Regions from separate parts of the Homo sapiens genome. Here region 1 is linked to region 2. A link is an interaction called in ENCODE POLR2A ChIA-PET data of the cell type or tissue named here. Cell type or tissue: CD4-positive, alpha-beta T cell. All regions are shown on one strand. Links, peaks and the distances in the headings refer to the core of each region. The heading gives the core; the rest is flanking DNA. Region 1 overlaps PRKAR1B (protein kinase cAMP-dependent type I regulatory subunit beta). Region 2 overlaps PRKAR1B (protein kinase cAMP-dependent type I regulatory subunit beta).

Evidence for each region. ChIA-PET counts read pairs that join two places held together with the same protein. Peaks named below come from ENCODE experiments on the same cell type or tissue, not always from the same donor. Only the 100,000 strongest peaks of a DNase experiment are listed, where the experiment ranks them.
Region 1: POLR2A ChIA-PET joins it to region 2 with 5 read pairs; 5 of 35 experiments call an interaction of 5 or more read pairs at or near these places.

Annotation. Positions count from the first base shown.
Region 1 is chr7:655,336-658,138 of GRCh38, reverse strand. All of the region lies in intron 4 of PRKAR1B (protein kinase cAMP-dependent type I regulatory subunit beta), which reads left to right. Among named protein-coding and RNA genes, the nearest start is that of PRKAR1B-AS1, 54 kb to the right of the region's middle. In CD4-positive, alpha-beta T cell, for the core only: no CTCF peak of the experiment used is centred there; no DNase peak of the experiment used is centred there.
Region 2 is chr7:711,173-713,975 of GRCh38, reverse strand. PRKAR1B (protein kinase cAMP-dependent type I regulatory subunit beta) reads left to right here. Exons shown (of 11, transcript NM_001164760.2): 2 at 2,449-2,647. The coding sequence starts at 2,471. Among named protein-coding and RNA genes, the nearest start is that of DNAAF5, 14 kb to the left of the region's middle. RefSeq lists a silencer at 1,419-1,498. In CD4-positive, alpha-beta T cell, for the core only: no CTCF peak of the experiment used is centred there; a DNase peak (open chromatin) is centred at 1,465; H3K4me3 peaks cover 863 bases; H3K27me3 peaks cover 374 bases.

The sequences.
Region 1 (2,803 bases), core at 7-2,506, 56 kb after region 2:
TTGATCTAGTTTCTTGTCTTCATAATCACATCACTGTGGATAGGTGAGGTTGGGGTAGCACATTCGCCGTCCATATGCTGGCTCACGGAGCTGCTGTCTCGGCCTGTGTTTCTGACGTGGGCCTTGCTTGTCGGGTTTGCATTTCTCTCTGCATTTAATTGGGAGCCTCTTTAGAAGGTGGGTCTGCTTCTGAGCTTCTTTCTGCTGCTGCAAAGCTGGGCTCAGTGGGAATTACGCAAGCCTCGCTGGTTCATGAGGAGGTGGAGGCTGTGAGAAGAAATGAAAGCGCCCCTGAGCCCAGACAATTATTTTCTTCTTGTTTTACAAGCCTGTTGCTGAAGACTCGACATTTTCTGCTTTACGTCTTGTGTGGTGACAGCTGGTTCATGCTTGTCCTTCAAAAAAAGCAACAGTTGCTAAGAGTCCCACAAACAAAGATGTGCTTTGACTCCCAGGAACAGCTGTGGAAGGACAGGGTGTCCTGTCGGCTGCTATGTCCAAATATTCAGACTGCCCAAAACGGCGCCTCAGCCCCTGGCGCCGCTGGGTACTGCCCCTCATTCCTGTCCACCACCCCCATAGCTTTGTATTTTCTAACGGTGAAAAAATGCCTTCTTACTTCTTGACCAGAGACACGAAGTCCTCTGAGTTAATTGAGTCTAAATATGGGGTATTGAGGGAGAAGAGGTCAGCATGAATCATTCACCCATTCATTCATTCATCCATCCATCCATCCATCCATCCATCCATGCACACATTCATTCATGCATCAATTCCTTCATTCACCCATCCACACATTCACTCATGCATCCATTCATTTGTTCACTCATTCATTCATCCATCCATCCATCCATCCATCCATCCATCCATCCGTCCGTCCATTCATCCATCCATTCATTTATCCATCCATGCACACATTCACTCATGCATCAATTCCTTCATTCACCCATCCACACATTCACTCATGCATCCATTCATTTGTTCACTCATTCATTCATTCATTCATCCATCTATCCATCCATCCATCCATGCATTCACTCATGCATCCTTTCATTCATTCACCCATCCATGCATTCACTCATGCATCCATTCATTTATTCACTCATTCATTCATTCATCCATCCATCCGTCCATCCATCCATCCATTCATCCATCCGTCCGTCCATCCATGCATTCACTCATGCATCCATTCATTCGTTCACTCATTCATTCATTCATCCATCCGTCCGTCCATCCATGCATTCACTCATGCATCCATTCATCTGTTCACCCATTCATTCATTCACCCATCCACACATTGACTCATGCATCCACTCATTCATTCATCTATCCACACATTCACTCATGCATCCATTCCTTTGTTCAGACATTTATCCATTCATTCATTCATCCATCCATGCATTTACACATCCATCCACTCATTTGTTCACCCATTTATCCATCCATTCACTCATGAATCCATTAATTCATTCACCCACTTATTCATCCATTCACTCATTCATTCATTCATCTACGCATTCACTTATGCATCCATTCCTTTGTTCCATTTATCCATTCATTCATCCATCCATCCATCCATCCATTCCCTCACTCATCCATTAATTCCCCCCTTATCCATACATTTAGTCATCCATCCACACATTCACTCATACATCCATCCAGTCATCCATTCACTCATTTATCCACTCATTCATTCACCCACTTATCCATTCATTTATCTATCCATTCATACATTCATTTCTTCATCTATTCATCTAGTCAGTCATCCATTCATTCATGCATCCATACATTCACCCATGCATCATCCATTCATTCACCCATTCATTCATTCATTAGCTCATGTATCCACTCATTCATCCATCCATGCATTCACCCACCCATCCACTAATTCACCTATTTATCCATCCATTCAGTCACTCATTTATCCATTCATTCATTTTTCCATTCATTCATTCACCCCTCCACACATTCACTCAGGCACCCATCCATTCATTCACCCATCCAGTAAATCCTGGTTGGATCTCCTCTGTGCCCAGTGCTGGAAATCGTGCTCACAGATGTAGACACAAGTGGGAGGAGAGCCCAAGGAGAAAATGACTTTCTGGGGAGGTGGAGGTGGATCTTTGTCTTTCAAAGGCTCATAAATGGATTTTTCTGACTCAGTGAGAAACCCAACCACTTACGCGGGGGCAGACCTTGTATCCCAGAGAGCAGCCTCACATGCTGTCTCATGTAACTCCCCAATGGACCCAGGAAGTAGGGGCGTCATTTGCTCTGTTTCACCCAGAGGGTAACTGAGGTTGGAGAGACTCACTTGGGGCATGCTCTCATCAATCAGGGAACCAACTCTGAATCATATGTGGCAGTTGGAGGTGCTCCACTAGGATGGAAGCTACACTCACTCATTCATTCAACAAATGTTTAGTGAGGATCTCCTTCAGGCCAGGCCCTGCCCGAGGGGCTGCAGATACAAGATGCGCAACACAGACCACCCCTACCATACCTGGCTTTACTCAACTCTTTTCTAATGGAAGAGACAATGAGTAAATGAAATAAATTGTTAGAATATAGGATGAGGCAGTAAGAAGTGCCAAAAAGAAACACAAGATGATGCAGGGGATGGGGATGCAGTTTTGGAGGGGGGCCTGGAAAAGCCATGCTGAGAAGGGAAGATTGAGGAAATACCTGGGGGAAAGAGGAAGTGAACCAGGAATTTATCTGGGGAAAGAGCATTGCCGGCAGCAGGAGGGCAGGTGCAAAGGCCCTGTGGTCAGGGGCATGCCTGGTTGTCCAAGAATTAACA
Region 2 (2,803 bases), core at 2-2,501:
CTAATTCAGAGACCAGGCCTGGATCCCTAAGAAAGTCTCAGGACAAATGCAGGTCTGCCTGAGACGGGGCTGGGGCCAGTGGGTGCTGAGGGTGAGGGCTGAGGACCAAGGACCTTCGTGTTTGACCCCCGAGGGTGGCCTGCTTGGTTTACGTTCACCCTGGCAGGAAGAGGCTGAGGCAATGTCAGCCCTGCTGGGGAATGTGCTCGGCAGGGCTGGTGACCTGTGTAGTGCCTGTGCAGGCAGGTGAGTGGGAGACAGCTGAGCAATGAACAAGAAAGCTGGACAGGTGAGTGTGGACCAGGTGAGCATGGGAGGGCTGAGTGAGAGACGGTGAGTGTGTACAGGTGAGTGTGGACCAGGTGAGCATGGGAGGGCTGACTGGGAGACGGTGAGTGTGTATACGTGAGTGTGGACCAGGTGAGCATGGGAGGGCTGAGTGGGAGATGGTGTCTGTGTACAGGTGAGTGTGGAAAAGGTGAGCAAGAGACGGGTGAGTGGGAGATGGTGTGTACGGGTGAGTGGGAGACAGGTGAAGATGGGGCAGCATAGTGGGAGACAGGTGAGTAGGCAACAGGGAAGCCGGGCAGGTGAGTGCAGGACCCGGGGGCTGGACAGGCGGGTGGAGGATCCGGGGGCTGGGCAGGTGGGTGGAGGACCCCGGGGGTAGACAGGTGAGTGTGCACAGGGAGGCAGGTATCATCTCCTTCACAGCTGGAACTGCCTACCCCTCTCCTGGCATTTGGAGCCTCTGGGGAGGGAAGATGGAGTTTCTGCCGCCGCCACCCTGGCAGGATGGGGCAACGGTGTGCGGTAGGAGGATGAGGTTGATTCCCTTTCCTGCAGGGCTGGGCTTGTGGGTTAGGACCGTCACCAAGAGGCTCCTCCTAGGCCTCCGTGACCTCTGGATCCCCAAGAAAGGTGGGAAAGAATTTAGGAGGGTTCCGATTTCCCACTGGGCATCGGGGTGAAGCTGGTGCGCCTAAGCGCTGGGAGTCACCTGGGGAAGCGGGGCTGGGCCCACCTGGCCACCCTCTCTGGCCGCTAAGGCAGAGTGAGACCCCAGGGAACGGGCGTGCTTGCTGGGTACCGGGTGTCCTGCAGAGGCAGGGATGTGATCCCCTAGGTGTGAGCAGCTCAGGCAGCCGCGGTGGTCGTGAACGGGGCGGGAGTGGGGGGTGCCCAGGCCATCAGAGGCGGCCCCGCGGCCTGCACCGGCTGGAGTGGGCGACTCAGAGTCTGAGTGGAGGGGGCGGGGGGCGGCGACAGCGGGGGGTCCTGGCAGCGATGGCCTGAACCTGCGCCGGTGGGGGATGGGGCGGGGGCGGGGAGAGCCGGGGGTGGGGGCCGGGGTTGGGGGCCCCGCGGGGAGGCGGTCGGGGGGAGACGGGCTGCAGGCCCGCGCGGGCGGCGTTGGGGGTGCAGCAGCTGCGCGCGGCGCGGGGGCGGGCGTGGAGGGCGGCGCCGCTGCAGTGCGGGGACCCGCTCGCTCGCTCGCCAGCCGTCCCCGCGCCCCGCGTCCCCGCGCAGCCGCCTCCTGGCCTCGGGCGCCGCGCATCCAGGTACGCGGGGCCGGGCTGGGGTCTGCGCCGGGAGCCCCGGGCCTGGGAGGCCCCCCGGGGATGCGGACATTTGGAAGGGTTCGGCCCCGCCGGGAGTGGGGCGCGCGGGGCGGGGCCGGGCCTGGGGCTCCCGGTCAGGGGTCCCGGGAGGGTCCTCGCCGGCGCTGAGGCCGGGTTTGGGGCGGGGGGCGCGGGGTCTCTGGGTGGGCGCCTTCCCGGCGGTCTGGGCACTCCGGGGGCGGCGTGGCGGGGGGCTGGGGTCCTGCGCCCCGCGGTGCGGTGCCGGCCTGGCCTGGCCATGGTGACTTCGCTGCGCGGCCGCCGCATTTGTTCTCCCGCACCCCACCCCCCCACCACCGCCAGCTTCCCTTGTTTACCTGCGTTTCTGTCTTTTCCTGTGCAGAGGCCGCCCCAGCCCATCCACAGTCTCACCCTCATCTCCCCCTCCCCTGAGGCCGCGCGCAGGGGCCCCCAGCATTCACATTTCACATAAGTGCCCCCAAAAAGGGGGGATGGAGGAGGACGAGGCCCTGGAACCCCCCGGCTGGACCCTCAGGGCGCCGGGCCCCCCCACTCTTCCCACCCGGAATCCTCAGAACTGCAGAAGGGGCTTCTCAGCCGCGTGCACCCCTGTCTGCCTGAGCCCCCTCCCCCCCTGCCTGAGCCCCCTCCACCCCTGCCGGGGGTCTGTGGGGAGGGAAGGCTCTGGGGGCCGTCACGTTTAACACCTCACCTGGCCCCACAGAATGAAAGATCTTTGACAAATGCAGAATCAGTGACTTTCTTCCACGCTCCTGGGAGAAGCCTGGTTCACGCCGCCTGCGTTTATCCGGCGCGCAGCCCCGGGCAGCTCTCAGGCCTGGGGATCTGTGTGTTTTCTGGACAGGAAGGAAGCAGCCACCCTCGCCATGGCCTCCCCGCCCGCCTGCCCCTCGGAGGAGGACGAGAGCCTGAAGGGCTGTGAGCTGTACGTGCAGCTGCACGGGATCCAGCAGGTCCTCAAAGACTGTATCGTCCACCTCTGCATCTCCAAGCCCGAACGCCCCATGAAGTTCCTCCGGGAGCACTTCGAGAAGCTGGAGAAGGTGAGTGGCCCCCGCCGCCCGCTGCTTCCCTTCGCACGTGTCCTGGGGCAGAGGCGGCAGCCGGGGAAGCCTTCCCTCTGTCCCGTGGTCCTCGAAGGCTGGGTGCCCCAGAGACTGTCTGCCGTCCTGCAGGTCCTTCCAGAAGCGCGGGGAGAG